2 separate regions of the Mus musculus genome follow, and region 1 is linked to region 2. A link is a loop called in an ENCODE intact Hi-C map of the cell type or tissue named here. Cell type or tissue: left cerebral cortex. All regions are shown on one strand. Each heading gives the region's core, and the rest is flanking DNA. Links, peaks and the distances in the headings are about the cores only.

Region 1 (15,742 bases), core at 3,589-11,588, 71 kb after region 2:
CATGATGCCTTGGTGGCTCTCTCTGCTCCAGCTGTCTCCCTGGTAGGGGTCCATAAAAGGAATCCTTACTGGCTGTGGTGGTACACACCTCTGATCCCAGCACTCAAAAGACTGAAAAAAAGAAATCTCAAGTTCCAGGCCAACCTGCCTCTCCATACTCAGACCCCAAAAGAACAAAGACAGAACAAACAGAGCCCACAAATGTGTGTCCTACGTTAGGCGAACAGTGGGAGGCAGAAAGCTGGCTGTGTATTTGGTTCTTCTCAATCATCAGCTCAAACTACATGATATGATGAAGTATATGTCTGGGGCATTGTGTTCACTGTTACTGTGGTAACCCTACCTGGTTGACATTGCCATGAGTCTTGCACGATGGCCTTGTTGTGCTGGTTCTGTGGAGGGGCTAAGAACCCTGACAGGAAGAAGTGGAGACTCGGTGCATGCTGGCTATGATTGTGAAGGCAGTGGGTGTGACACCAAGATGGCACACAGACCCCAGGCCAAACAGAGACAACATGCTGTTGTCTACTTGCTGGACCTAACCTTTTCACTTACCAGCCTGCAATGCTGCGATCCACATGGCCCTGGTCCAACCCAACCCACTGGGCCAATGGGTTGGTGTCAGTGCAAAACCTTCCACTGGGCCCTTGATATAAAAATGGGGTGGAGGGAGATATAAAAACTGTCCTCAAGTTTCCCTTTCTTGTCCCACTCTGCCTTTCCCGATTACATGGGCCACCCAGAGAATCCAGGATAATCTCCACATTTTACATTTTTATAAATCTGTTCATTTATTGGGAGGGAGTGCCTCTGTGTACATGTGGAGGCCAGAAGACAGCTTGTTGGAGTTGGTTTTGCCCCTTACCATGTGTACCCTGGGGACTGGATTCAGGCTGTTAACTTGAGTGACAAGTACATTTGTCTGATGAGTCATCTCTCCAGCTCCCAAGCATCCTATCTGAAAACCAGCTGAGCTGGGATATGGCACAGTGGGTAGAATTCAAGAGTTCGACTTCCCAGCACCATATAAGCTGGATGTGATGGCCCACTCCTGTAGCCCCAGCACTTAGGAGGAAGTACAGGCAGGAGAATCAGAAATTTAGTCATCCTCGGTTACACAGCAAATTTAAGGCTAGCCTAGAGTACAAGAGGCCCTGTCTCACAAATAAATAAATAAATAAACCAGCTGGTTGGTATCTTTTTTTCTAAAACCTTCATTCCTGATGTCAACTAACACACACAGTCACAATTCCAGGGATTAGAGCCAATGATTTTTAGAGTGCTGCCTAACACAGGTATTTTGCCGACTGCAGTAGTATGCCAGTAGTATGTGGCTCTTTCTTTACTTATTCATTCATTGATTTGTTCAACAAATATTGGTGAAAGTCTCCCTCGGGGTAGGACTTGCATTTGCTTACTGTGAAGCCCCAGGCTGAGTACCCTGAACCAGCTATTGATGGACTAACCTCTTAGATGCAGGCTGGGCAATCAGGAAAATGGAATGAAATGGGTGGGGCCTTACGAGAACAGCTAGTCTACCCTAGTCAGCTTAGGGGGACCCCAGGCTTGGAGCAAGGGCTTATGCGGGAGCCAGGGCACCAGTTAGGCAGTTTGCCACAATGAAAGGTTTAAGCAAAGAAAGGAGCGTTTGGCTTAGAAGAGGCTTCCGAAACTTATAATGGGGACGTGTCCCATGAGACCGAAGAGCTGAAAATCATTGACTCACTGACCTACTGAACACAAAGGCTGCACACAGAGGCACATCCGTGTGTCCTGTAAAATCATGAGGCTGGCACGGTGTTGCTACCAGCACTTCAAGAGAGCCTGAAACTGTCTGCATCCTGTCCGGAAACAATACAAACTCCAAAGCACAGTGTCTACTAAACATAAACTCTCAACACTTAAGAAAAAAATACCTTATCACTCTCCCAAGTAGGGGACTGGTTAGAGACCTCTGGTTCCACCCACATGTGCTGTCGTGGTGCTGAGAACACTGGGGATCCCTGTAGCACTGAGAATAGTTACCCTTGGCTGCTCCAGCCGCAGGACTGAATGGATCCCAGGGTGGGACTGTAACAATGGCAGCCCAAGAAGCTTGGGAGGGGGTTCCAAATGCCAGTGCCTCAAGACAGAGATTCCGATGGGTGGTTTTCTCATGGGGAAGGAAAATAGCTTTGTTCTTCTCCAGAGTGGCTAGCACCTTTCATCTTCTTTCTGCCAGGTTCCCATCTGTGGGCATGCTTGCCTTCTTAGACTCACTGGGAGGCCATGGAAGCTGTGCTACTGGTCAGTCCTGCGAGACTATGCTCTAGCCAGTGGACATGATGGTGCAGGGAAGCTGTTACGGCCACCAGCCATGAGGGGTGCTTCTCTTTGACCATGTGAGGCGGGGAAACTAAGACATGGATGGACGCCTTTGCTCTGCTTCTGTAACAGAGTATTTACTCACCACATCAACTTGTGTGACACATGCCGGTCTGCGTCAGTTTTGCTTTTTAATATTTATTTGAAAAGATTAACGAGAAGATGCAATGATAGAAGAGATAACCTGGTGGGGTTACCCCTCCTTCAATCTCTTCTAATGGTAACACTTTACATAACTATAGAACAAGATCAAAGCCCCGGGCTTTAACCTCAGCTTGGCACACTTGGGAAGGTAGAGGCTGGTGACAGACATACCTTTCTTTCCTTTGGATTCTCCCCAGGACCCATACAGGTGCAGAGACAGCCACGCTTTAAGCACACATTGGCTTCCAGATGGCAATGGGTTGCATTGACAGGTGGTCAAAGAACACATAACCAGACAAGGGAGGATACTGAGTGGCTTGCCAGCCATGTGTGCAGAGGCTGGGATGGCGGGAGCTACTTGCAATATCGCTTCCAATTATGAAAAAATGAACGTATCTTAAATGTTCAAGTAATATGGGGTTGGCTAAGAAAATTGGGCGTATCCAGAGGGGAATAACAGTGTAGCTATTATAATTACATTGGAGAAGTTTTGTTTGTTATTGATCTAGGCTGGCTTTGAACAGAATTCTGTCTCAGCTTTCCAAATCAACAATTTTTATTAAGATAAAATGGTAATGGTTACACTCTAAAATGTTAATGCTGGCTTTTAAAAATTGTTTTAAACAAGGTCTTGATATCTCTCTAAATATGTGATATACATGCACATATATGTATATATGTATGTGTGTAGATGGACAGATAAATGAGTGGACAGAGCTCTTCCCAGTTACCCCATGTACTGACCTTACATTTATCTGCAGGCTCACCTGTCTCTTCTTCCAGGAAGACCTCCCTGAGTGCCCCAGCCCCTCAGTGCATTCCACAATCACCTCAATTATACATCTTGACTACGCCTTCCTGGTGCCCAGACTGTGATCTTTCTGCTGGTTTCTTCCATCAGTGCATGAAGTTTAAAGAAAAGATCAATATTGGGTCAACTCTTGTTTCTAGTGGACTCTCTAGCACAGGGCTCAGCACCAAGGGGTAGGAAGTCAATGTCACAGAAGGTGAGAATGATTCCCCTTCAGCTCGCTGTCTGGCTCATGACCACTGAGTCAGGAGGGGAGGGAGCACCTAGCTAAGAGATGACATTTCTATGGCCTCAGGCTCATCTGTGGCCCCTCCCAACCCCATCACTTGCTTCTTCCACTTGCTTCCAGTCATGGTCACGAGGGGACCAGAGAGGGACGGTGACTCAGCCCAATTCATCACCACAATGGAAAAACCCAGTCACCTGTCCTCCTGGCAGCAGGCAGGGCTGCTTCTGCATCTGGAAGGGCAGCAAGCCACACTGCTTTGAAGGTCCTTTTGTCTTTCACCTACTGGAAAAAAAAAAAGAGTCACAATAAGAGAACATGAGGGAGCACCACTGGCTGACACTCGGGGCTCACAGTGCAAATCTCAGCGATCAGAACAACATGTTACTCAGCACCAGGATTCAAGTTAAGTGTCCATGTGTGCCCTCTCCTAACAGTGCTGCAAGCCCGCTGTTCTCTGAAGTGCCTCTGGGCACTTAGTTGGCTCCAAGGCATCCGAGCATCCAAAGTAGTCCTGTGAGGCAGAGCCCACTTCCCACTGTAGAGCATGAAAACACCTCTTCCTGGCTTCCCTTGCGGCTTTATCAGAGGGTCTGATCTGGGCTGCACCAAGCAGATATTGTACTCTGAGCCGAGAATTAAAAGCTGATCCAGCATCCATCTGATACCTGGCATGGGTGGCAGCAGTGGCAGCAGCCTTCACTCTGCATCAGAGGCAGCTGTGGCCCAGATGACAGTGTCTAGTGTCTGTGTCCACTGCTACTACAGGTTGCGACACCCACGCCAAGGGATGGCACTGAAGTTTTAGCACCAGATCAAGGCTGCCTGCTGATCAAGCCTGGCTCCTGCCATCCTGATAGTCTTCACTAAGTCCTCTTGTGCCCCACTTAGCCAGAATAGGCTGGTTTGTGCAGCAAACACCCTGCCTGACATTTCACTCTGCTTTCAAATGAGGAAAGGAAGCCTTCTTCTCCAGCCTAGGCATGGCAGAGGAAGTCTTTTGCTTATTCTGCACAGCAGTGACCGATGAGGCGTCTTCCAGGGAACTAGCAACAAGGCCAAGGACACTTCTTAGGGGTGCCCTGTCCCTGCATGCGCTTGGCCCTCTGCTATGTACTGCTCTCCTCTGTTAAGATCCCACTTATCCAGCTTGCCTTCAAGCAGCAGGCAGCCTCTCTAGGGAACTGAAGATGAAGCCTCATGGCACAGGGGCCTGACAGTACGTTCTTCTTCTAGTGGCTCAGCAGTGACAATCTTGCAGTGACTAGTCCAGAACAGTCTGCTCCCACCGCACCTGTGCTTGACTCAACAGTCCCCCCCCCCCCGTGGAGACGGGGGGGGGGGGGCTACCATCACCCTTTTCACTCCCTAGCAGGTTACCACATCCAGGGGTTGAAATGCCAATCCCGATACAGCAGAATTCTCACTGAAGTCAATGGATCATATGAGCCAAGCACATTGTAATATATCAGTCCAAGACCATTACAGATGCTGTGCCTCATACAGACAGACACACCAGAGCTCTACAACCTCTAGGTCCTCTTTTTCCTCCATCTCTAGGCAAGAACTTTAATGAAGTAGACATTACTAGCAATTCAAGAGACAGCGTAACACACAACTATTGCTTTATGTCAGGGGAAGCTTTCTCATGTTGATAACAGTATCCCTCCTGCTGAGAGAACTCATAGTGGCTGTTCGATGGCATCCACCAGGAAGGGCCCACTGGGACTTGCTGAACACGTTCCTATCAGTCTATGGATGTCGGTCTCTGAGAAACGTTCAGAAGAACAGATGGAGAGAATGCACCCCCAAAACAAAAGGGAGGGCTGTGTTCAAGAGGCATTCCCAAGGGTCCCTGTGCTCAGGGCTCAGAACTTCAGGGGGATGACAGGCCAATACTTGGGCTGCTTTCTGTCATATTTTTTTGTCAAAACTCAGCTGTATGGTGGCCTCCATGGCCAGGATCTTGGCAGCACTGTCTCCATACAAACACTTCATCTCGGCCTGGCGCTGCGCACTGGGCCTCTCTGCCAGGGGCTCTATAGACTGGCAGTGGTTGTAGTACAGGCCATCGTCGGCATTCACATAGCCACCCAGGCGCTCTTTGTCCAGCTGCCACTGTTGCCTTTGTTTTTCCCGGTGCCTCTCAGTCTCTGCAAAATACTGGTGCAGCTCCTCCTGTGATTTCCATGTTGCTCGGGTCGCACTCTGCTCAGTCACCTGACTCTGACCCCTTCCCTTCCGAGGCACACAGTGCTTCATCTCGCCTGTGGATGCCCGGGTCCTACTGCAGTCATGTGGGGGCTGCCCAGAGCTTTCAAGATGGGAAGCAATGCAGGGTGACTCCTGCCAGGCCGAGTGCTGGGCACGGAAGGCTGAGGGACACCCTACTTCATTAGCATGAGCGCTCCAGGGAGGAGGGAACCATGGGAAAATGAAACGGGAGTTCCTGGACTTTCTGTAGGCATTCCGGTGGCTGTACATCCAAGCCATTGCGCGACAGTAATGTCTCCAGTACTGCACATATACTGGGTGAGACTACCAAGACTCGGTCGCTCTCCATCTCGACGCCATTATTGCTATCTCTGATTGGAAAAGTCCAAGGAGGCGCTCGTGGGCACAGAGCTTACAAATTGTCAGGTTACAGGATGTCAGGCAGTGGGCATTCAGACTCGTTCTGAAATTATCGAGAAGGGTAGGCGTTAAAAGACTGACTCTATGAGGCAGTAATGATAATTTTACCACCATCACCACCATCATCATCAATAATAGCAACCACTTACTGAACACTAAAGTATTCAGGCACGACGTTAATTGTGTTCTTCACAGGCTACCATTTACTTGGGGGAGGGGAGGGATGTATGTGTGTGGTACACGTGTGTGCATATGTGTACTTGTGGGGGTGCCCCTGTGTGTGCTGGCCTGTGCTTGCCTAAAGTTGACATGGGTATCTCCATTTTAATTACTGAGGCAGCCTCTCTCACTGAAACTGTACCTCATCATCCAGGATGCAGCCTCTGCCTCCTGAGTGCTGGGATTACAGGTGACCATCATGCCTGCTGGGCTTTGTGTGGGTTATCCTGCACTGTCTCCCTAGGACACACACGCCCCCATCATTCTTACACAAGTCTTCTGGGCTCAGCACTGTCCCAGCTTCACAGAGGACGAAGAGGCTGGAAGAGAGTCACATGCTAGACGTGAAAAAATAAAAATAAAGTGCTTGAAAGCGCTGGTCTTCTACCTACAGAACCCTAGCCCAGGGGAAGAAAGATATTACAGAGAATGTTCATTCTGTCACCACAGACTGCCTCACCCCAACTCCCTTCACAAAGGAAGACACTAAGACGGAGGGGTTCCCCAAACGTGCAGAAACTAAGCTTCTGAGCTTGCTGCTTTGGTCTCAACACAAGACCCTCCGTTCAAATCCACGTCGCTAAAAGGATCCGTATCAGCTCAGGACACCCCAAGACCCCGTTTTCACAAGAGGGATGTTTGATTTGCCCCAGAGGGACAACAGGCAGCAGTGGGTGGGAGACAAAGACAGGAGATAGAGGATGAGGGAGGAGGGGAAGGGGAAAAGGAAGAGGAGGAAGGGGAATGGTGTGTGTGTGTGTGTGTGTGTGTGTGTGTGTGACAACATGGGGCACAAAGGACTGTCTCTGGATAGACAGGAGACAGACGTGGCCCATAGGAAAATGGCGGTTTATAAAGGTAAAGGGGGAACCCTGTGTTAGGATGGGGTGTTTAATTTTAACTGGGCATGTTAATTAGGGCAGCCAAAGGGGACTTTTGACTGCTAGACTTCAATACTTTGATAGCTGGACCTCAGCCTCGGGAGGAGGAAGTGATCAAATACAGGACTAGATCCTGATGGCACGCTTTTAGGAATGTAATCTAGTGGGGGGTTTAGCAAGGCAAGGAGAATGCGGGAGAAGGGCAAGGCCAGCCAGTCATGTCTGCCTTGTTCCGGCTGGTTAGAATCCCTTCAGCCACAAGCTGTAACATAAACAGGGGTTGCGTGCCACACCTGCAGCCATCAAAATCTCAGCGGCCTCCTCAGCGGGCAGTGGGGTTAATTTACTGCTGCTTCAGGTGTGGCCACCTGAAGCCGAGGCCTAAGGGCAAAGCACCTCTTACAGAGGCAGCAAAGTCAGAAGTGTTGTGGGCTGGCTTCTTGTGACATGCTCCTTCCCCGCACCCAGGGCCTCAGAGAGATCCTGATCTAGTGTACTTTCTCTGTGAGCCATCAAGACAGGAACCCAGAGGAAAAGGTAAGGGACACACAGGGCCTGAACGGAATGAGTCACCAGGACCTCTTATCTCGTCCCAACTTCGGGGTTGGTGATGCTCAGGGTTTGGGGAGTCAGAGAGACTTCAGGGCCTCTGACCCTCCTGAGGAACCAGTGAGATCGAGGAGGATAGAGTCCCTTTCCTTTCCTGCTCCGGGAGGGTGACCTGCAGGGAATAGGTTGTGGCCACCGTGTGGGTGGGGCCCTGGTGGGGACAGAAAGAACATCTTAGCCAGGAAGTTGCCTGAGTTCCTCAGAAACCTTCAGACTTTGCAAACAGGGGGAATGTTGGCTCCTGGACCACTGAACCCCAGCTTCTCCCCAACCTCCCCAGGGTGTCCCCTCAGACGGATGGGTGGGGACTGGAGGGGAAGAGAGGTAGAGGTGGTGGGAGTGAGCCAAGGTTCCCCGTGGGAGTCTCTGGCGCTCCCCGAGAAACGCTGGACAGAGACGGGACCCTCTTTGGGAGGTCAGGCGCTGCAGATTGCATCTGGGCCCCGGCCTGTGGGTCTTCTCACCGGGCCTCCCGCCCACTCCCACAGCCCGAGACAGCCCGAGACAGTCCAGCTCCAGCCACCAAGCGGGACGCGCAGCGCGCCCCACGCCCACCCACCCACGTGGGCACGCCCCCGCTGCGCGGCGCCCCGCCCCCAGCTCCCGGGGCTCGCTCGTGCGGGGAACCTGCACCGCTCGTGGGTGGCGGCGGCGGAGGCGTCCAGGCCCGGCTCCCGCCTCCGCGACCGTGTCGCTCGGCAGCCTGGGTGAGTCGCCGCGCCCTCACCCCTGGGATCCCCTCTCGGCGCAGCCACACCGCAGTCCCGCACCTTCTCTCCACCACCCTCACGCCCTGGCCACCTTCCCTCCCCCCGCCCCCCACGCGAGGGCGACGCCCTGTCTCCCAGCCTTCTTGGCTCGGATCCCCCGAGACCGCGGCTGTCGCCCGTCCGGCCGCGACGTCTGGGGGCGGTAGGCGTCTTTGTTCGCGAGGGGCCCCTCCCGCGCGGTGTCACACTCCCCCCCCCCCCCCCCGGCGCTCACCACGGCCAGGTGGCGGCGGGTGCCTTTTGGGGTGCGCGGCTGTGCCATTGGTGGATTTTTTTAAACCCTGCTGGAGGGGGCGGTGAGCGCACCGCGCTACCGGCTGCTGCTCCCGCCGCTCCCGCTATCCCGCCGCTCCTCTCTGCGGCTACTGCGCGCCTCGCCCCGGGCGGCCCAGCGCGCTCCACCGTCGCCAAGATGAAGGTGCTGGGACACAGGCTCCAACTGCTGACAGGTACCGAGGCTTGCCGCTCGCCGCTGCCGCTCTCCGACTTGGAGCGGGTTCGGGGCGCGGTGGCCCGGGTTGGAAGGGGCGCTCTCGGGTGCGCGTTCCCAGTTGAGCGAAACCTGAAGCATGCCGGGCTCTACTGAGCCGCGAGCGCCGGCGTCTGGGAGGGTGGAGCTCCACAGAGGCCCCCTGTGGTGTCCCGTCGACGGAGCTCCGATTAGCAACCCCAGGGGAGCTCCGGAGTTTTCCAATCAAATATCCCAAGTCCCCAGAGAAAGCAGCCCTGGGCCTCCTGGGGGAGCTGGGAGAACCTGTGTAAGGGCCTCCTCTTTTCTGTGATGGTCAGAGCCACCTTTCTCTCTGGGAAGAAGTTTCTTGCTGGAAGTAGAGTCAAGTGGACTAGGAAGATGGGAAGCTAGGTTGAACCGTGATGGCTCAGGCCATCCACCTTGGGCCCGCTCTAGAGAAGAAATTAGATGTCCCTCTGAGGGCATCCTGGGGCCAGTAGCTGGAATGCCTTGGAGAAACTGGATGCCTAGAGGAGATGGGAAAGGGAGCAAGGACAGAAGCCAGGTATCTATCGGAAGGTTACATGTTCCTCATACATGAAGTCCAGCATCAGTGGAGGCTTCCGTTCTCAGAGGGGAGGTGGGCACCTGGGCTGGAGGGAGCAGCCCCTGTCCAGATCTCACTGGACCATGCTGAGCCCTTGTCAGGTGCACACCCATGTATCCCTAATGAACATATTCCAAGAGATGCTTCTCAGCACTTGGGGTCCTGCCGCTGTAAGGTGAGGAAGGGGTTGCTCTGTGTGTGTGTGTGTGTGTGTGTGTGTGTGTGTGTGTGTGTGTGTGTGTACACTCAGGAAATGGAATGGGATATGGGGTAGGGATCTGAAAGGACCCAGAGATTAGAGCAAGTGGCTGCCTTTGAAGACCCAGACAGTGAAAGTAGAACTTTCTGTTCATGGAAAAGGGAGGTCACGTTCTAAGCTGGAGGAACAAAGGGTGTTCTGCATGTGCCCTAGAGTCTTGAGTGACTTAGTCTGGGAGTGGCCTGGCCCTGGAGGGTGTGTGTGTGTGTGTGTGTGTGTGTGTGTGTGTGGAGTGGTGGTGGATGGAGGTATAGGCAGGAAGTAGGCCAGGTGAAGGTTTGGGCTGTGAGTGTGTGCGAGCATGTATGTGTGCAAGCGCGTGTGTGTGTGTGTGTGTGTGTGTGTGTTTGTGTGTGTTGGGAATGGTAGTGGATGGAGGTATAGGTGGGAAGTAGGCCAGGTGAAGGTTTGGGCTGTGAGTGTGTGTGAGCATGTATGTGTGCAAGCGTGTGTGTGTGTGTGTGTGTGTGTGTGTGTGTGTGTGTGTGTTGGGGTGTTATAGGAGGAAAGTAGGCCAGATTCGGGTTTGGGCTGTGTGCTAAACCACAGTGGGTCTTGCTGGGCTCATAGAGAAAGGCAGGTGGAGATTTGCTGGAGCCTGGGAAAGCCTGGCGGGTGGTTTTTGGCACCTGCCATTGCCCTTCAACTTTTCCTTATTGCAGTCACCTGCAACAGAGAGCTGCAGCAGGCTAGCCCCACTCCCCACCTCAGACTGGAAGAGGGATCTGTAGAGGCTGGGATTTGGATTTATACCTGGAGGACAGAGCCAGGTCCTCTCACGCCCATCTGGCCCTCAGAGGGAATGGACGATACCCTGTGAGGGTCTGGAGATTGGAGTCCATGTGCAATGTTCCCTCAGGCCCTCATTGTGCTGTGGCAGGCTTTCTGAACCTCTGGCGGGGCTTCCAACAGGACTCTGTCACTGTCAGAAGCTGCCGGTGTAGCAGCCCCAGCTGTGGGCAAGCCATGGTGTTGTGAAACTGTAATCCTGGCACCCAGGAGGCTGAAACATGAGCATGGCGAATTTAAGGCCAGCCTGGGCTATGCGGTGAGCTCACACCCCTTCTCCTTCATGCACCTGCCTCCCCCCCCCCCATCACCACCCCCAACTCCTTGTGTCCTCTTCCTGCCTCATAGGTTTGGATTCAAACGCCAGCCACAGCTGGTTGTGATTTCAAACAAACAGGTCGTTTAACCTTCATCTCATTCATAAGATGGAGGTTAAAGACACCTAAGAGATATTATGGGGCCTCCTGAAACAGAGCAAGTAACATATTTGATTGGAACCATAGAGGTCTATCTCCCCTCTGGCTCCTTTTTCTGGTAATGAAGGATTCTACCTGCCTTGGCGCATTGGCTTGTAAGGACTTGGGATCTGCCACACACACTCCACATTACCCCTGCTCACAGGCAACTGGGAGATGTTTTACTTATCTCTATGGAGCGATGTGCAGGTAACAGGGTGATTACTGTGCTGAGAGTTCAGCACGTGCTCAGTACCTCTTGGTTTGCTCTAAGCTCATGCATCCTGCTCATTGGCTGTGTCCCCAGGATGCTCTTGGAGAGGACTCCAGATCCTTGCCCTAGGAGGTGGTTTCTAGTAGTTTTTACAGCATCCGTCTTACCATCATACCTATTTGCCAACAGGATTGGTCACTCTCCCACATATGAACAGCTGAGAGTGGATGAACCTATGTCCTACGTGAGGGATGCACCCATGGCCTTCTGCCTGCTCAACTGTGCGCTGGACTAAACCATTGCACACTTCATGTGAGCATGCTTATCAAATGTTGCAGCATCTGGTAGCATCTCCCTTTGCCTCTGAGCTCATTCCTCAGTGCTCTGAGGGCTCCTGTCCCCTCCGGGATATCCTAGCCCTCTTATTGGGTTCTCTGCACAGCAGACCTCTTTGAGATATATTTCTGGGGAGCTTGTTTAGGCCTCAGTTTCTCTCATGCGAGGTTGGACCCTAATGGCCTGATGTCCACAGCAAGTGCCCCTCCTGTGGGGATCAGAGAATGCCATTGATTTGTCGTGCCTGGGCCCAGTGTCCTAAGGAAAACAGAAGACAACCTGAGGTTCCCAGGTGGCTGCTGCTGCTTGTGGAAGCTTCCTGACTCCCTGCATGGGGTCGGGGGGTGGGGGTGGGGAGTGGGTCTTGCCACAGATGAAGAGAGGCAGCAGGCAGTTTTGACCCCAGAGGATGTGAGTTTCAGGGGTCTTCTCTGCATCTCTGTTCCTGGGCAGTGCTGGACTCTGAGCTCCAGACTTGTTAGCAGCTTGGGGTGGAGAGTCAGACCTCAAAAGTGGGAAAGAGCGACCCACAGTGAAGGAGTCTGGCCCAGTGTCAGTCCACACACAAGTGCCTCCCAGCCCTCAGGGGCCGGCCTGGTGGCTTAGTGTAGTTGGCCATTTTCTTTTATGTGTTGGATGTGGCAGTGGGACGTCTGTGTGTTTGCAGACTGCATAGCAATCGGTCTCATGTATTTGTCCTCCAACAGTAAGTTTCCAAGATGGTTTCAGAGAGCTCTCACATGGCAGACTAGGGCTTTGACAGGGTCCCTTGGACGTCTGAGGATCTTGGTGCCTCCTCCTACCTACCCCTCCTCCTTTTCCTCTTCTTCTCCTGAGACAAGGCTTCACTGCATAGCTCTGGCTAGTTTGTAGTTCACTATATAGACTAGGCTGGACTGAAGCTCACAGAGATTTGCTTGCTGTCTCTGGAGGATGGGTGTGTGTGTGTGCGTGTGCGTGTGTATGTGTCTGTCTGTCTGTCTTTGTATGTGAGTGTGTGTGCACATGCGTGCACAAGCAAGCGTGTCTCTGTAGCCCAGGCTGACAGTGTGCTTACTATGCATTGGAGGGTGACCATAAGCGCCTGATTCTCCAGAGTCTGCAGGTGCCATCACACTCGACTTTACCTGATGCTGGGACTCAGGCTCGAGGCTTTGTGTGTGCTCGGCAAGTGCTTTACCACCTGAGCTACATACATCCCCAGAGCAGCCCGTGTGCCTTGGCAACTTTCCCTACTGCTTCTTGTGAAATGGATGCAGGGCTGCATGCCTTTAATCCCAGCATTTGGCAGACAGAGGCAGGCAGAGCTATGTGAGTTTGAGGCCAACCTGCCCTATAAAGTGAGTCCCAGCTCAGCCTATATATTCATAGTGAGACTATATCTTTAATAAAACAACAACAACACAAAAGCCCAACTTGTATAATTTTTGTATCATTAAAAAACAACTTGTGGGCTGGCGAGATGGCTCAGCGGGTAAGAGCACCCGATTGCTCTTCCGAAGGTCCAGAGTTCAAATCCCAGCAACCACATGGTGGCTCACAACCATCCGTAACAAGATCTGACTCCCTCTTCTGGTGTGTCTGAAGACAGCTACAGTGTACTTACATATAATAACAAATAAATCTTTAAAAAAAAAAAAAAAAAAAACTAAAAAAAAAAACAACTTGTACAATTAAAAAAGCAAAGGTCTGGCAGTCCTGTGTATAGAATTTCGGGTTTAAGTCATTGTCATAATTACTTTCCTGTTGTTGTGATAGAGCACCATGACCAAGGCAACTCATAGAAGGAAGGGTTCATTTGGGGCTTATAGTCCGAGGGAAGGAATCCATCACTATCCTGGCCGAGAGCGTGGTGGCAGGCAGGCAGGCATGATGCTCAAGCAACAGCTGAAAGCTCACATCTTGATCCAGAAACTGGAAACAGGAAGAGTTTAGTGTGAATAGACCTTAAACCCGTCTCAGTGACACACCTCCTCCAACAAGGTCACGGCTCCTAATCCTTCCCAGACAGCCGCCAGCTGGGGACCAAGTTCTCATTCAAACCAGCATAGTCCTGGCGTGTCTCCCACAGTTTTACAGGATACTTATAAAGAGTGCCTGATTAGTGTTAGGGCGGTCGAGGGAAACTAAGGCTTAAAACTAGAATCAGGACCCCTGAATCTTCTTCCTCTCCAGGTTATACATCTCAGTACACACCACTGTTTCACTGGGGTGCTGGGCTGTACCTGTGGGATGCCCAGGCAGGCAAGGGAGTAGGGTTTCTAGATCCTTAGATATGGGGAGGCTCCCAGTGTATAGAAGAGAGCTGGTACCACCCTCACAGAAGGCCAGTTGGTAGTGGTGTATCAGGTCTTGGCAATGCATGATCTCTCTGCAGTTGAAACTTTAAGAACAGATAAAGGTTTATTGCAGAAAGTGGCAGCAGCCAGTTGCAGAACACTAGACTGCACTCAGCTCAGGACACACACACACACACAAACACACAGACAGAGGGGGTGGGAGGCAGGCATCTGCAAATCTCACTTCCAGAGGTCATTTATCCCCCACTCAGATGTCCCCTTAAAAATAAGTAATACTAATGGCAGTGACAGCTCACCAGTGCGTGACATTCTCTACATATCAGACAACGCCCCGGATGCCTTCACTATATTATCTTGCCATCGTAATGTCTCATGATCAGTGTACTACTTTTAAGGAAACTGAGGCACAGAGTAGCAGATCGCTCGCCAGAGGTCACACTGATGGCCGATGACCGGCTGGAATTTGAACCAGACGAACTGGCTCTAGAGTCTGGGAAGTTTTGTTAGAACTATGTTTCCTGCATCAGAAGTAACATCTTCAAGGCTGGGGCTGGGACTCGGTGGCAGGGCACTTGCTGAGCGTGCAGGAAGCCCTGCTGGGCCTTGGGTTTCATCCCTAGTTCCCCAAAATAAAGCTTTTCCAGGGTGCTGCTGGGCATTGAAAAGGCCGTGGAGATAGATGGTGGGACATGGCAGGATGTATGCAGTTTTCACCTCACCTTTTATTTTCTCGTTTTTCTTAGTGAATGTGTACACGTGAATATTAAGTTTACTTTCCGTTTGATTTGGTTTGGTATGTTGAGACAGGGTTTCTCTCTGTAGCCCTGGCTGTCCTGGAACTTGCTCTGTAAACCAGGCTGGCCTTGAACCCACAAAGATCCACCTGCCTCTGCCTCCCGAGAGCTGGGATTAAAGACATGAACCACCACTGCCCCAGCATTACTTCAGACAAACAAACAAACAAACAAACGACAAAAAAGACAACCAACCAGGCTCCTTTGTAGCACAGGTTGGCCTTGAAGTTACTAAAACCTTGAGGGTGACCTTGAAATTCTAATCCTCCGGTCTCCACTTCCCGAGTGCTGAAGTTTGGAGAGGGTGCCACCATATCCAATTGATATGATGCTGCGATTGGACCCAGGACTTCCATTCACACTGGGCGAGCACTGTACCAACCAACCAACACCCCTAACACTTGAGTTCTGGCTGTCTTAAACTGAAAAATGGCGAGGCATGATGGTTCACCCCTATGATCCTTGCACTTAGGAGGCCAAGCGAAGAAGGGTGTGGGTTTGGGCTAGCATGAGTTACAAAGGGAAACTGTCTCAGAAACAATATAAAAAGTAAATAAATAAAACTGAAAATCTGCCGCTACCCAGCAGAATAGCATTATAAGAGCTGTGGTTTCAATGAAGCCAGCCCTGCAGGCTCAGAGAGCTAGATCTCTCTCACGGAGGGGAAATGGAGAGATGCGCAGTTGTTCTGAGGGCTCCCGAGAGCTGGCCTTCCAAGACCCTGAGGGGAAAAAGATAGTGTAGCCTAGGGAACAGTGCCCCTGGCAGAGGTAGAACACAGGAGCACAGTATACAGGCCCCTACCTCCAGCCTCATCGTATAAATGCATACCTCAGTTTCCCCTTTATGTTTTTAGGGTGTGCTAGCCAGAAGAACAGC
Region 2 (15,742 bases), core at 3,746-11,745:
TGTCTGCACATCTGCCTGGATATTCCACATAAGTGGGTGCAGACATGGAGATGGAGAAGAGTCCCCGATAGGTCCAGGGTGATGGACAAGTATACACTAAATAGTGCTGATGGTCGCTGGATGCACTTAACACACCTTAAAGTGGCTGGAATGGTCTGTTTTATGTTGTGAACATTTTACCATCATAAAATTTAACCCCCAAGCTTGGGGGCCGGAGAGATGATTCGGTGATTAAAAGTAATGGTTGCTCTTCCAGAGGACCCAGGTTCGATTCTCAGCACCCACATGGCGGCTCACAACAAACTGTAATTCCAATCCAAGATAAGCTAATTTAACTAAAACAAGATTGGCCATTTTATTTTCAAAAATCAAGGTATAATTCAACAAAACCTGTGGAGTAAGAAATGATTTGGGGGCTGGAGAGATGGCTCGCCACTTAAGAGCACTGACTCGCTCTTCCAGAGGTCCTGAGTTCAATTCCCAGCAACCACATGGTGGCTCACAACCGTCAGTAATAGGATCCCATGTCCTCTTCTTGTGTGTCTGAAGAGAGTGACAGTGTACTCACATAAACAAACAAACACGGGGGCTGGAGAGATGGCTCAGAGGTTAAGAGCACTGACTGCTCTTCCAGAGGTCCTGAGTTCAATTCCCAGCAACCATATGGTGGCTCACAACCATCTGTAATGAGATCCGATGCCCTCTTCTGGTGTGTCTGAAGACAGTTACAATGTACTCACCACATATATAAAATAAATAAATAAAATCTAAAAAAACAAAAAAGAAAAAAAGAAAAAAACCAAACACATCTTTAAAAGCAAAAAAAAAAAAAAAAGTAAAAGAAACAATTTGGCTATAACTATGAATGTGTGGTTGAATTTTTTTTTTTTTTTTTTAAAGATTTATTTATTTATTTATTATATGTAAGTACACTGTAGCTGTCCTCAGACACTCCAGAAGAGGGCGTCAGATCTCGTTACGGATGGTTGTGAGCCACCATGTGGTTGCTGGGATTTGAACTTCGGACCTTCGGAAGAGCAGTCGGGTGCTCTTACCCACTGAGCCATCTCACCAGCCCGTGTGGTTGAATTTTAACAGACATATCTGGGTATCTCTGTGAGGTATAAAATATTGTCATGAGACTAGCCCATCTCCTCATTTTTCCTGATTTACAGACTAGGAAAGAAGAGGAAACTCCAGCTTTTCCAACCCCCTAAAATAGCTCATTTTGAAGCACTAGGCTACATAGCCTGTCTCAGAAGGAACTGCTCTGGAGGCAGCTGAATCTCTCCTGCAGTCTTACTCCCTTGGGCGGGTTAGAGCATAGCTTCTCCTGGGCCTGACAGGAGCTAAAGACAGTAGCACCCAAGAAATTCAGCTGATTCTAGAGTTGACTGGTTGGCTGTTTGTCCTGGTTGTTCTAAACATCATGGTACTCCCAAGTGAGGGATGTGGTCTGCTTTGGAGTACTTGGTCACACAAAAACAAAACCAAAAAACCAAAAAAACCAAAAAACTAAAAAACAAAAAAACAAAAAAACAAAAACAAAGATTCAAGAAAATTGCACTCACCTGAGTGTGGTGGCACAGGCCTTTAATCCCAACACTGAGGAGATTATTTTAGTGAGTTCGGAGCCAGCCTCATCTACATAGAGAGTTCCAGGACAGCCAGAGAATGTAGTGAGACTATGTCTCAAAACAAACAAACAATAAACCCATTATAGAACCCCAAGATTTTGGCTGTGATTTGTGACTCAGGGGAGTCAGATGTTGGGTGCGAGTCTGGGCATCTGGCTTCTGTTCAGTCCACGTCTCCGGTGTTCCAGTGCGAAGCTCGGTGATTAAGAAGCTGTCCATCTGTCAGCGGTAAAGAGTAAATAACGTTGTAAGCGAAGAGTCCTGTTCACGCTGCAAATCCTACTCAAGTTGTTACAAAAACTCTGGACAAACAACGAAGATGGGAGAAGCACGTTGTCACCTGCTCTTTCACGGAGTCCTCGGTTCTGCAGCTTAGCCATTCCTTCAGTTCACTGGGGGTCTCTGCTTTAGAGACTGCGCTGGAGTTTGCTGCAATGATCATTTTGGACGGTAGGAGGCGATGTTGCCCACAACATTCCAAGTCTTCTCCAAGGGGCAGCCTAGCTTCTACCTTCATCCATAGCAAAGAAGCCGCTATTTAGATAGATAGATAGATAGATAGATAGATAGATAGATAGATAGATAGATAGATAGATAGATAGATAGATAGATAGATTATATAGATTAGATTAGAGAGAGATGCTCAAAGCATCTGGTCCCCGTTTTTAACAGTGAAAAAGAAACAGAAGGAGAGCTTTTGTTCACTGGCTGATTTCTCAATGTTTTTTCTTCTCTTCCCTGGTGTCAGATGGTTTCCATTTGCCTCCTTTCTAGTAAGGCTGTGGCAGCCTCCCCTGTGAAAATAATTATCAGATCAGACTGACCTAGGGAGAAAACATCTGTGCGGCCGTGACCATCCCTGGACGGCAGAGCCTAGAACATGATTTCTCCTAGCTGGGGCCTTCCTGCTGCATGTGGCTTCCCTCACAACCTCTTGCAGACTGAGCAAGCCTGTGTGGGACCCTTTTCCAGGCCCAGCGTCTGCTTTTGTATTGGGCTCAAAGGTAAGATTTCATTTTGTAGAATTCTCTGTTGCTACACGCACCAACCCTCTAAAAATTAGACACCCTGGTGTCCCAGAAAGGCAGCAAGACATTAGATGCCAAATATCTAGAGAAACAAATTAAGTCGGTGAAGAGAAAGCCCTTGGCAGACGTGGCATTTAATTAAGCTTTGCTTCACTGAAGTGTGTACTCCTAAGTTAACATTTGTAAGCTAGTATTCTCAATGAAGTTCAAAGACGTTCAAGTTTCATAGCAGACAACTGTAATGGCAAGCTTTCAGACAGAAGACTAGCCAGCACACAGCCCTTTCCACAGGTGACAGTTTATTTATATTTTTTCCTTCCGCACGGTGAAAAACAGTTGTCATTGCGTATATTGGAAAGCCATGACTCGTGGGGCAGGAGGAGACAAGAGAAAACATCTGGAGAGGATGAGTCTGTCTCCTGAGAACAATACACATTTGACTACTTAGATTACACACACACACACACACACACACACACACACACACGAAGACTTTAATCTCCACCTGACTGGCATGTGGACAACCCCGTGGCTTCTTGGGGGTGCTTTCTCTTGTTTTCTTACCTTTCTCAAAGTGACTCCATTCTAGCCCTGTGCTACCTAGTAAAGCAAATACCAGGGAGCATTTGGGAGCCTGAAATATAGATAGAGCTGAGATGGGTTAACTCTCCTTTTCCAGAAGCAGAGGGACTGACTCCTGCCTCACCTGTGGCGGCACGGCTGGGGCCAAGAGCAGCTGGTATGGGTTTTAATGTGGAGTTTTGGCCACTGCATCCCACACCGCAAAAGCCAGCTTAGTTGTCCTTTGACGTCTTCAGACATGCTGTAGCATGGCTGAGCCTGCACTCATACGCATGCGCACACATGGCAACCGGCGACCGCGGCATGGCAGCAACGCCGCCCACCGTCGGTGACAAGAAGTTGAACTGCAAGCTGATGTTGGTGGTACATACACATCTGTAATCCCAGATACTTCGAGAGCTAAGATGGGAGGATTCTCAGTTCAGTGACAACACAGTTTTTCACCTCAATTTTTCAAGAAGAAAAGATGGCGTGTTATTTGTCCTAATTTGTGATTTATATCATAAGGTACTGATTTTGGTTTGCTTGGGCAATATATTTTAATCATTATCTGGTAACATTTATCCAACTTTTATCTTTAAAGTTCCTTGTGTAGCTCAGAAAAAAAATTCTTCTGCACTTCAATATTTGAAAAGCCTCCTTTAAGTGGCTGCGGGTGTGGCTGATGGCGATGGCGAGGATGAGCTGTAAGCATGAGGCCCTGGCGGAGGTCCCCACCAAGACAAAATCAGTAAGGAGCATCGTTTTACTGCATATCTCAAACATTTTAATGGTTTCATTATATTTAAATATTTGATGCATTTGGAATATAATTGAGTCTAAAGTAAATTAAGGTATTCCTCCTTTAGGGAACCTCCCAAACTCTTGGAGTTCTTATTTTTCTTTACTGTATTCATATACTTTGGGGGAAAAGAGAAATTAATTTAAGTCAGGTGTGGTGGCATTTCACGATAGCCCTGGTACACAAGAAGAGGCTGAGGCAGAAAGATTTGTTTTTTAATTTTGTACCTCGATCTCTTTGGCCATTAATTTAAAAAAAATATATATTTATTTTATATATTTGAGTACACTGTAGCTATCTTCAGACATGCCAGAAGAGGGCATCAGATTCCATTACAGATGGTTGTGAGCCACCATGTGGTTGTTAGAATTAAACTCAGGACCTCTGGAAGAGCCATCAGTGCTCCTAAATGCTAAGCCATCTCTCCAGCCCAAGGAAGATTTTTAAATTCAGGGCTATCTTGAGCTAGCAAACTGAGTCCCTGTTTTAAAAAGTAAAATAAATAAATAAAATTGGCCAGGCAGTGGTAGCACATACCTTTAATCCCAGCACTCGGGAGGCAGAGGAGGCAGGCGGATCTCAGTGAGTTTGAGCCTAGCCTGGTCTACACAGGGGCAGCCAGGCCACACAAAGAAACCCTGTCTCAAAAAACAAAACAAAAAATAATAATGAATAAAAAAATAAACTTTGAATTCAACACAGTAATTTCTCCATATTTATTAAAATCTGAGGTGAGAGAGGTGGCTCAGTGGCTAAGAGTGCTTTATGGTCTTGCAAAAGGTCCAAGTTGGATTCCCAGTGCCCACTTCTGGTGGTGCACAGTCACCTGTAACTACAGCTCCAGGAGGATCTCGTGCTTCAGGCCGCTGTGGGCACCTGCACTCACGGGCACATACCCCTCCCCCACATACAAAATTAGAAATAAATGTATTTTTTAAAATCGACCTTTTAAAATAAAATATTTAATTTTTAAGAGTCTGCCGTGCTGGGCAGTGGTGGTGCACGCCTTTAAACCCAGAACTCAGGAGGCAGAGGCAGGCAGATTTCTGAGTTTGAAGCCAACCTGGTCTACAGAGTGAGTTCCTGGACAGCCAGGGCTACACCATTTTGAGCTAGAGAGATGGCTCAGTGGTTAAGAGCAGTGACTGCTCTTCTAGAGGTCCTGAGTTCAAATCCCAGCAACCACATCTGTCATGGGATCTGGTGCCCTCTTCTGGTGTCTGAAGAGAGCAGCAATGTACTCATATATAAAGCAAATGAATAAATATTTATAATTTTTTTAAAAATCTGCCATTTCCCAGGCATTGGCACACTTGGGAGACAGAGGCAAGGAGAAGTTTAGGAGTTCCAGGTCTGCCAGGGCTATAAAGTGAGACCCTGTTTCAAACAAAACAAAACAAAAATCTATCCTTCTTTCCTCCACTGATCTGAAACTCCAACTTCAATCTAAAAACAGATCGTTGTGTTGTGTATATTTGGGGAAAAGAAAATCATCTCTGGGTTCTCTGGATTCCGTACCCAAGATTCACACGTTCAGCCAAGTGCCAGCATTTGTGTGTTTCAATTCTTTCTTGCTTCTCAATGTGCCTCGAATTCTCATTCCTTGTATGCCCATCCGATTCCTTTATTACATCGCAAACTCTCTGAGGGAGAGGGATGCTTTCTTATCAACTTTTGAATTCCGAAAGCTTTTCCTTGTCGGGAGTGGGCGTTCCGTCAGCATTTGTTACTTGATTCAGCTTGGCATGAATGGAAGGCTGGATAGGTAGATTCATAGCAGAGTCAAATCTCCCCTTTTCAGCCCCACCCCTCCCCCACCCCATCTCCACCCAACCGGAAATCTCTTTCGATATGTTTGCTGGTTTGTTTATATTTTTATGTATGTTGGTACTTTACCTGCGTGTTTATGTGTATGATGCTGTTGGAACAGGAGTTACAAGCAGATGTGTGAGCTTCCACGTAGGTGTTGTGAATGGAACTCCGATCCTCTAAAAGAGCAACCAGTGCTCTTAAACCGAGAGCCATCTCTCCAGCCTGGAACTCCTCTGAGGTTCCTCTGCACCATCCCTTTGGAGTCCAGTCTCCTTTTTGGGTCGCTTACTGTTCTCACTCCCATACATCCAGCCTTCCAAGCATGGCTGTTCATTTCTCCAGGTAAGACTTATCTGGCCTTGGCCATCTCTGGGATGGTGGTCATGGAGAGATGAACAGGCTCCGAAGAGGGAGGAATTGGCACACAATGCTTTTAATTTTTGAAGTCATTTTAAAATGCATCCTGTTTGGGCGTCTGAACTTTTTTAAAAAAATTATATATTTTGTTCAAATTTATTTCTAATGGTAATAAGCGTGTATGGATAGTGGTGATGGGTACACAGCAAGTGTGCTCTTGTTATGTTTATAATCTGCAGCATCCCCAGATCCCTGTTTTTGAGCAGCTGGCCCTTGGATATTTAGCATAAAAATTGTATGTGTGGTGGTTTTAATATGCTTGGCTCAGGGAGTGGCACGACTAGGAGGTGTGGCCTTTTGGAGCAGGTGTAGCCTTATTGGAGGAAGTGTGTCACTGTGGAGATAGGCTTGGCGACCCTCTCCTCCTAGCTGCCTGGAAGCCAGTCGTCTCCTGTTTGCCTTTGGAACAAGATGTAGAACTCTCAGTTCTTCCGGCACCATGCCTGCCTGGATGCTGCCATGCATCCTGCCTTGATGATAATGGACTGAACCTCTGAACCTGTAAGGCAACCCCAATTAAATGTCCTTTATAAGAGTTGCCTTGGTCGTGGTGTCTGTCCTCAGCATTAACACCTAACTAAGACAGACAATATGGATCGTTTTATATGTATAATTCCGTGTTATTAAGCATGTATCAGTACCTTTTGTTTGTGACAAAAATATTTAACAGGAGCAACTTAAGGGCATGGGGATCATTTCGGCTCACAGCTTCCAGAGGGTTTCAGCTCCTCGAGGAAGGAAAGGCAAGAGACAGGAACGTGGAGGCAGGAGTGTGACGTGGGAGTGATGGTTTTGTACCTGTGTAAAGATGTGTTTCTGTTGTCCTTGCCTGCCTTAAGGTACCTACTGATGGGTTAAAGTAAAAAGTCTATAGCCTGCATCAAAAGGCAGAATCATAAGGTGGGACTTCTGGACCAAGTGGGAAGTGGGGTGGGGGTGGGGGAATGATTCAGCCAGCAGAATTCGCAGGAAGTCAGACATTTGAACCTGGAAAGAGGCAACTACCCAGCCTTGTGGCAGAAATTAGATTATAAACGGGATAACTGAGATACAAGCTAGTGAGAAACAAGGCCTAGCAATGGCCTAGGCATTCATAAATAAATATAAGTCTCCCATTATTCAGAGTAAAGGCGGACATAGAAAGTCTCACCTCGACAGTGTGAATAGGAAGCCAGTCTGGAAGCAAAAGATGGCCAGAGAGTGTGGCAGGGCTATTAATTCTCAAAGGCCTACTCTCCAGTGATCTAATTGTAAAGTTAGACTCCACCACTTAAACGCTCCACAGCTTTCAAGATAGTCTCAAGGCTGCAGACCAAGCACTGAAAGCACGGGTCTGTAGGAGCATTCCACAGCGAAGCCATGATAATGACTGCGCATGCGCCACCTGATGTTTTGCACCTCTCACTTTCAGAACCCATCTCTTACAAAATTAAAGGCATCCGGACATAGTGGCTCACACCTATAGCCCCAGCATTTGGGAGGTGGAGGAAGATTAGGAGTTCAGAATGATATAATTAGCTGTGTGCAGAGTTTGAGGCCAGTCTTGGGCTATATAAGACCATGCCACAAACAAACAAAGAAAACTCTGAAGTTGCACCCATTAAAGACTCCCTACTCTTTATCTTCTTAGTCCCTGATAGCCAATATTTTTATTTTATTTTATTTTAGTTGTTTAAGACAGGGTCTTGTTACATAGCCATGTCGGTCTTGAGTTCTTCCTGCTTCAGCCTCCATCATGCCTGTGTCTACTATTTATATTTTTGTGAATGCCAACCACACTGTCCTCCATAGAACTGAGCCACTTTCTCTCTCTCTCTCTCTCTCTCTCTCTTTCTTTCTTTCTTTCTTTCTTTCTTTTAACCTTGCCATCAGCCTACAGGGTTCAATTTCTTTCTGGCTTCTACTGTGTTGCAATTTATCAAGGAAAGATACACGCATTTGGAAGCTGCATTGCATACACTAGCAAGATTTCGCTGAAAGGACCCAGATATAGCTCTCTCTTGTGAGACTATGCCGGGGCCTAGCAAACACAGAAGTGGATGATCACAGTCAGCTATTGGATGGGTCACACAGCCCCCAATGGAGGAGCTAGAGAAATAACCCAAGGAGCTAAAGGGAACTGCAACCCTATAGGTGGAACAACAATATGAACTAACCAGTACCCGGGAGCTCTTGTCTTTAGCTGCATATGTATCAAAAGATGGCCTTGTCGGCCATCACTGCAAAGAGAGGCCCATTGGACTTGCAAACTTTATATGCCCCAGTACAGGGGAACGCCAGGGCCAAAAAGGGGGAGTGGGTGGGTAGGGGATTGGGGGGTGGGTATGGGGGACCTTTGGGATAGCATTGAAAATGTAAACGAGGAAAATACCTAATTTAAAAAAAAAAACATTAAAAAAAAAAGATACATGTAATATATTTCTTACCTGTAGGTGGCAGTATTTTAACACTCCGCATCATCATTAAAAGTTTTGGTTTTTTTTTTTTTAAATCATCATGCAAAATTATAAAACGCTTTATTATTTAAAAATGTCAAGTACACACAAAGGTGGGAGTGTCACAAGGGACCCCACTGTCTCCAGCGGCCACTTCAACCTTTGCTACCCTAACCAGGCTTGTATCATTAGTTTACTCTCCCTTCCATTCTCATCTGGATTATTTGAAGCAAATCTCCAACTACTACAAAACTAAAACAGAAAAAGTCATGAAGTCACTTGTAAAGCGCCTAAGAAATTCTAGTGGCATTCATGGGACTCTGACGAACCAAAGGACAGATAACAAGCAAACAAAAAGCAATCGCCATGCTACACAGATGAAAGCCATAGCATTCTGTATGCTTATTTGGTAACCCTGCAGGTTTTTATAGACAGCGTGTACACAGATAATAGAAAATGTGTCGCTTCAGTTTCTTTAAGTGATTGCTAAGTCAGAGAAGCAGCAGGCCGAATGACAAATGACTGCAGAGATGACACATATTCAGGGTTAAAGGCATAAAAGCAAGTTAGAAGTTTCTGCAAAGTGAGCAACTGGGTATAGAAAGGGAACGGGAGAAAGCCAGGCGAGTGGAAAATTACTGACTTGTTAGAACAAAGCCGTGACAGCTGCTGGCTCTAAAATTAGGAACAGAGGCGAGTTTTCAGAGCACCCCCAAACAAGTCACAAAGGCTCGGTTCACCCAGCACCTTCCAGAGCGATGTTAACCCTCAGAGTATGCAGCAAGCTCCCCACGGGTGTGTCTGTCTGCTGTGCCTCACTTGTCGCTGCCTGCTGAGTGCTGGCAGGGCTAGACCTCTCTGAAGATACTGCCCTTGAGTGACAGCTTACTGAAAATCAAGACCAAGAGGATTGTGTCTCTCGAGCTGTTGGTGTTTTCTGTGCTTTCATGGGGCCTTTGTTTCCATAGCTGTTTCTGGTCACCATCCCAACTATGGCAGCCAACCATCACACCTCAATCGTACCACAAGGACCATGAGCTTTCAAGCAGCTGGGTGGCTTTTTTTTTTAAACTGTCTGATTCAGAAATTTAACCAAATACAGGAAGAGAGCAGAAAAGAGAAAACAAGAAATGTGTGTGTGTGTGTGTGTGTGTGTGTGTAATGTATTTATTTATTCTATGTAAGTACACTGTAGCTGTCTTCAGACACTCCAGAAGAGGGCATCCGATCTCATTATGGATGGTTGTGAGCCCTGTGGTTGCTGGGATTTGAACTCAGGACCTCCGGAAGAATACTCAGTGCTCTTAACCACCGAGCCATCTCTCCAGCCCTGGAAGAAACATTTAGAAGGAACCTTACATAATTTTCTGTACCCAGGGCACATTTGTCTTTGGGATGAATAGAGGGTGGCTGAAGGAGTCCATCAGTATCTTGGTACACAGTATCTTGGTACACAGTATCTTGGTGCATAGCATCTTGGTACATAGTATCTTTGTATACAGTATCTTGGTACACAGTATCTTTGTATACAGTATCTTGGTACACAGTATCTTGATACACAGTATCTTGGTACACAGTATCTTGGTACACAGTATCTTGGTACACAGTATCTTGGTACACAGTATCTTGGTACACAGTATCTTGGTGCATAGTATCTTGGTATACTGTATCTACTTAGCATCCCATTGGGACATCAACTACATCACAAGGCACTAAGACAAATTCAGGGATTCATTTGGTCACTGACTAGCTCATAGGTTTAGAGTTGTTCTTGATTCCTTCCAAGTTAGAGATTTTAAAGTGATGTCTCAAAGTCCTGCTTCATCCCCTCATCCAGACAGCCAGGGTAATGCTGCTACAGATGCCTCTCATCTTCCAATGGGTGTGTGTCCTGCAAATCTTTTGTGAGTTGAACACGATTTTAATGTGCCTACTCTACTGGACGCCACAGCTTAGTAATGTGGCATAGCAGCCTATCAGTCAACTGGGAGCTGCCCCTCCCTGTTAAGCCCTAGCACTGCAAGAGAAGGCCACTGGCCCAGGAGAAATTTCAAATTCAAAATATGGTTCCCAGTTAATATATAACACTCATAAAATTGTGAGGTCAAAAATGTACAAGTCATCTGAGGGTGGTTCTGTAAGACTCTGACGAGTCTCAGCTTACTGGAGCCCCTCCATGTGAGCAACATTGAGCCTGGGCTCAATGCAAAAGCAAGAGGAACTTATTGTTCCAGCGCGGGGGTGGGGGTGGGGGTCCATCCCAACCTGAAGGAGAGGCGGTGACCTTGGGAAGCCTGTTTAGACAGTTTTTATACAGCTTTCAGGGGTAGACTAGAACAACAGCCACTAGGCACAATGTGATTATCAGAACAGTGTGACTTTTAAACTGATTGGTCCTTAGGGAATAAAGTAGCAAGGGGTGTGCTCTATGACCCTTCTCTTCCAGGAGGGTCTGGTGGAATTTTCCAAAGTTCCTGAGCTGACCTCTTCAGTTCTCACCATCAATACTTAAAAATGGAGACAGGAAGGATGCAAGTTCAAGTTCAGCCACGTAGCCAGCTCCAGGCCAACCTGGGCTTCAAAGTGGGACCCCTGTCTCAGAAATTCCCCAAACCGCCAAATCATTCAGGAACTAGGAATTTGGAATGTTTGTACCTAGAATATTAGCTTCCAAGCAGACAGAATTATCCTGGCACTATAGACTTCTCATTAACTGCTACATGGTAATCCTGATATGGAGATAGTTGCTGCAAGAAAAATAGATAAATTTGTGGGTTTCATCCACTTTCTAAACTACACAGGAGCCAGGAAGCTGAAAGGGCTCTTTGCTCACTGAAAGGAGTCACGGCCGGAAGCTGCAAGACTGTGATCTGTGCTTTGGACTGTACAATGACAAAGAGGGAGAAGGTTCCGGAAGCACCATGGAGGGGCGGGTCTTGAAATTACCATGCAAGAAGGGATGGTTAGGAAGTGATTTTGGGGGTGGTGAATGAAAGCAGTTAGAACCATCAATCTCTCTTCAGGGAGACAAAATGATTGCCAGTTCCAATGTGTTACTAATAGTTAGTTCCTTGATTGGAAAACTGTGGTCGGTGAAGAGCAGGGAAGGTTACACCTGTGCAAATGAGGAGTTTTCAGCTCTGGTGCTGTGCAGACCTGAGTCCAGATGATTCTTTGTCATGTTCTCTATAGCAGAAAGTTTTTCAACACCCCTGCCTCCCACCTCCCAGCTGTGACAGCCAGATGTGTCTCCACATATTTTCACATGATCTCTGTTAGAGCCACATGATCTGGTGGAGAGACAGTGGTGTGGGCCTGTTCAGCCACCAAAGCAGGGCTGGCACCACTCAAAGCAGCTGGTTCCATGAAGCAGAATTTGGGACACCATCCAGGACAGATGTTACAAAGATCAATGAATAAGCATCCACTATGGCTTACTTGGGGAATTTCAAAGAGTGAGCTGGAAGCTAATCACTCTTCAGTGGCCTAATGCTACTACAACAGATCCAGAGCTCTGCAGACAGACTCTAAGCAATGTCGGCTGGGTAAAGGCTTTCTTTAAACCATATGACAGTGTAAATGACAACTGTCAAATAATCTTACAGGACTCCACTTAAAAAGTCAGACTGCTGTGGACAGAAAGCAGGATGGTACTGCCAGGAATCAAAGACAGAAAATGAAGAGTTGTTAATTAGTGGGTAGGGTGCCTGTTTTTGTAATATGGAAAGTGTGGTGGGTTGTTCTCACAACTGTATAATGTGCCGAACACAACTGAGCTGTACGGTTAGAATGACTAAGATGCTAAGTTTTGTGGCACATATATTTTTGCACACTACCTAAAAACATATTACGTTCACTCCTTCAGTAGTGGGGATGTGGCAAATAGTTCCAGATATTTAACCATCCAGGCTGATAACCCCAGAGAAGGGCTCTGATTGGCCTGGCTCTAGAGCTCATCTCTACCTATAGTATTCAGAAGAGAACAGGATGGGGCTGCCATGGTCTCCAAAGGCTGTAGGAGAGCAGGGAAGGGCAAAAATCACACATCTGACCTGATTAACTCTAGCCTGGGATATGGAGCCTGCAATGCCAGCTCTCCTTCAAATCACCTGACAGGTGTGGACAGAGAAGCATAATCCAGAAAAATGGAGGCGAGGGACAGGCAGGGAGGTCAGGCAAACAAAACCGTGGCAGGAGCCCAACAACGCATCGCCATAAATGATGACGCAGCACTTTGCCGTCATCGTCCGCTCTTATCACCAAGTTGGAGTTGGCCGTGTCCGCCCAGGGCTTAGCAAGCCATATGCACAGTCATCACGAAGCTTGCTGAGTAGCTCAGACTTCTGCAAAGGCAAACCTGTGATTTAGAAAAGAAAAACCAATTCTGAGTAACAGCCTGCACTTCATGAACGGGGAAAGGGCTGGGGCAGACACACTCGGGCTTTGCTCAGCGCCCTGTTGACAACGGCCTTAGACATTAGCATGCTACGGGCAAAATCACACGCCCACGGACTTGGCTACTAAGGGGCCAGACAGAGTTCACAGCACAGCTCTGCCATTTTACAGGGTCAGCCAGCCCACCTCTGGAGTCTCCAGTGCCTTGGGAAAATGAACGAAGGTGGCGAGTTTAGCATCTGTAGCCGGTAGAAAAACAAAGTCGTAGGTAAGTGTTCTCTCTCTCTCTCTCTCTCTCTCTCTCTCTCTCTCTCTCTCTCTCTCTCCTCCCTCCTTCCCTCTCTCATTTTTTGAGACAGAGTCTCACTATGTGGCCTAGGCTGGCCTCAAACTCATGACTCTACTGCTCAGCCTCTTGAATACTAGGTTTGTAGGAGTGCACCAACACAACACTGGTCTTCCGAGTGTGTGTGCATGTGTCTGTGTGTTCATGTGCATGTGTATGTCCGTGTGCGCATGCGCACATGGTAGCCACAGGTCACCCCAGGTACCTCCTTCAGGAGCCAAGCACCTTGGTTTTTTTAGTACAGGGTCTCCCACTTAGCCAGGAACTTGACAATTCAGCTAGGCTGTCTGGCCAGGGAGAATCACTGTGTGCCTCCCCAGCGCTGGGGTTACAAGCCCAAGCCACCGACACTAGGCTTTGTACATAGGTGCTGGGGATTAAACTCCGGTCCTCTTGAGAGGCAAATATTCCACTGAATGAGCTAGCTCCCTGCCCAGACTACGTCCCACACCCTGCTTTTTTTTTTTTTTTTTTTTAAATAAGAGTTCTCATAAAGGCATCTCCAGCAGGACAGTCAGACTCAGCCCATGCCCGACAGCTGCCAGGTGTCACAGAAGCAACCAGGGCTGAGCATGATGAAGTATGAAACCAACTGGTCTCTGACATGAGAGATTCTGACGTCTGCTGTGGTGGATTTTCTTTCTCAGCATTACTGGCTCTTCTCTGTCTCTGTCTTTGTGGGGGCACCTCCCACCCTATGTCCCCTACCAGCCTGTTTTCCATCACTTGTCTTTTTCTGACTCTCCCTACTGTTTATTTGCAGCAGTCAGTGTCTGATACAGCTTTCAGCTTTGCTTTCGCTATTGAGCGGCCCTGGAACTTTCCGGCTACATTCCCAGGGGGCTTCCTAATCGACCCTGCTGAAGGGGGCGTTCTCAGCGGTTCCTTCTCAGCCTTCTGATCCTCCGTGGGAGGGCTGATCTCTATTCAGCTCTTCCTCATAATTTAGGCACCAGCAGACCTCGGGTGAGAGCTCACAGGTGCAGGAAGGAGCCACCTACAGCTGCTGAGGATGCACGACTAGGGCCAGGCTGATTTCTGGAGGGATTGGCAGATGTGGAAGTGGTTAAGGTTGCTTGAACCCAGGAAGAAAGTTCTTATCCCTGAGACATCCCTGTGCTATGCTGTAGCCAGTGTGCTGGCCACTCCAGGGACACAGAAATCCTTGCCTCCTCGAGCACACTGTGAGCTGGGGAAACATACTGAGTTCTATACATCGACAGGGGGGTTGGAAAGCATCGATCTAAAAGGCTGGCAGAATGGCCAAAGACTAAAGAAAGCATTAGACGGCGTGCGTGTGGTGCACAGCCACACATGCCACCAAATACTCATTCACATAAAAATACGTCTTATTTTACTTAAAGAAAGAGTGAGATGGGGCAGAGCGAGATTTGAGAGGACCTGGAAAGGCTTTTTCTCCCCGGTGGACACCAGCCGGTTGTAAAACAGTAACATTGTAACATTGTAGCCTAAGGAGGACAAGGAGAATCCAGATTTCAGCACTTTTGGTGCTGGGATTTAAAAGTGCGCAGCTTACTGGTAAAGATCAAAGGAATCACCACAGGGAAGGCAGAATGGGAGCAGAACCCCTGTCAGTGTGTGGTGGTGGGGGTGAAACTGGACAGTGACCTAAAAGGCATTTTACAGATTAAGCCCCTCCCCACCATCTTTACACCGTTCCTGGTCTGGCTTCCCGGTAGCTCTGTCTGTCTTCATGACCCTGCCCCCCACTCTGGTAGCTTTCTCACCAGAGCCCCTGAGCTCCTCTTCGCCCACTGCCGTGCCAGATGAAGGCACAGACACCAGCTCCGAGATCGCCACCAAGGACTTGAAGGAGAAGATGTTGTGCAGGAGGCAGAGAATGAAGAGATGCCCTTGACAACGGGAATGCCGGAAATGGGGATCAGGAGGCTGGGGTGAGGCAGGTAAGGAAGAGGACAGAGAGGAAGCTGAGGCTGAGGCTGAGGCAGCCACAGGCCAGTGGGCTGCTGAAGATGACAAGGATGATCATGCTGATACTGTGGAGCCGGAGATGGATGAGGACGATTGGACAGCAAAGAAGAAAAGGTTAATCCTAAAAGGCTACCATGGCCTCTTCACCCTCCACTTCCCAGCTCAGCATCCCTGTGCATTCACCTGTGGGTAGCAAGGTTGCCTACAGTGGGCAGTCTCATGGGAAGAGCACACACACACTACACACACACATACTGCTGAAATCAGGATCGGCTCTGAACCCAGTGACATCACACCTAGGTGACAGTGACCTGTACATGTGTGGCCATGGCGACTGCCATACATTCCCCGAATCC

Evidence for each region. Peaks named below come from ENCODE experiments on the same cell type or tissue, not always from the same donor. Only the 100,000 strongest peaks of a DNase experiment are listed, where the experiment ranks them.
Region 1: a loop joins it to region 2, with 3 times the contacts of the local background. A loop is called at or near these places in 3 of 42 quality-filtered maps.

What each region holds. Positions count from the first base shown.
Region 1 is chr8:95,669,277-95,685,018 of GRCm38, forward strand. Ndrg4 (N-myc downstream regulated gene 4) reads left to right here and starts at 8,996. Exons shown (of 17, transcript NM_001372423.1): 1 at 8,996-9,107. The coding sequence starts at 9,071. It also overlaps the pseudogene Gm6013. In left cerebral cortex, for the core only: no CTCF peak of the experiment used is centred there; DNase peaks (open chromatin) are centred at 6,679, 8,389, 8,610, 8,972 and 2 more places; H3K4me3 peaks cover 2,664 bases; H3K27ac peaks cover 2,173 bases.
Region 2 is chr8:95,597,995-95,613,736 of GRCm38, forward strand. It overlaps the pseudogene Gm31518. Among named protein-coding and RNA genes, the nearest start is that of Gins3, 28 kb to the right of the region's middle. In left cerebral cortex, for the core only: CTCF peaks have their summits at 4,346 (motif pointing right), 5,260 (motif pointing left), 8,705 (motif pointing right) and 9,909 (motif pointing right); DNase peaks (open chromatin) are centred at 4,422 and 9,387; H3K27ac peaks cover 774 bases.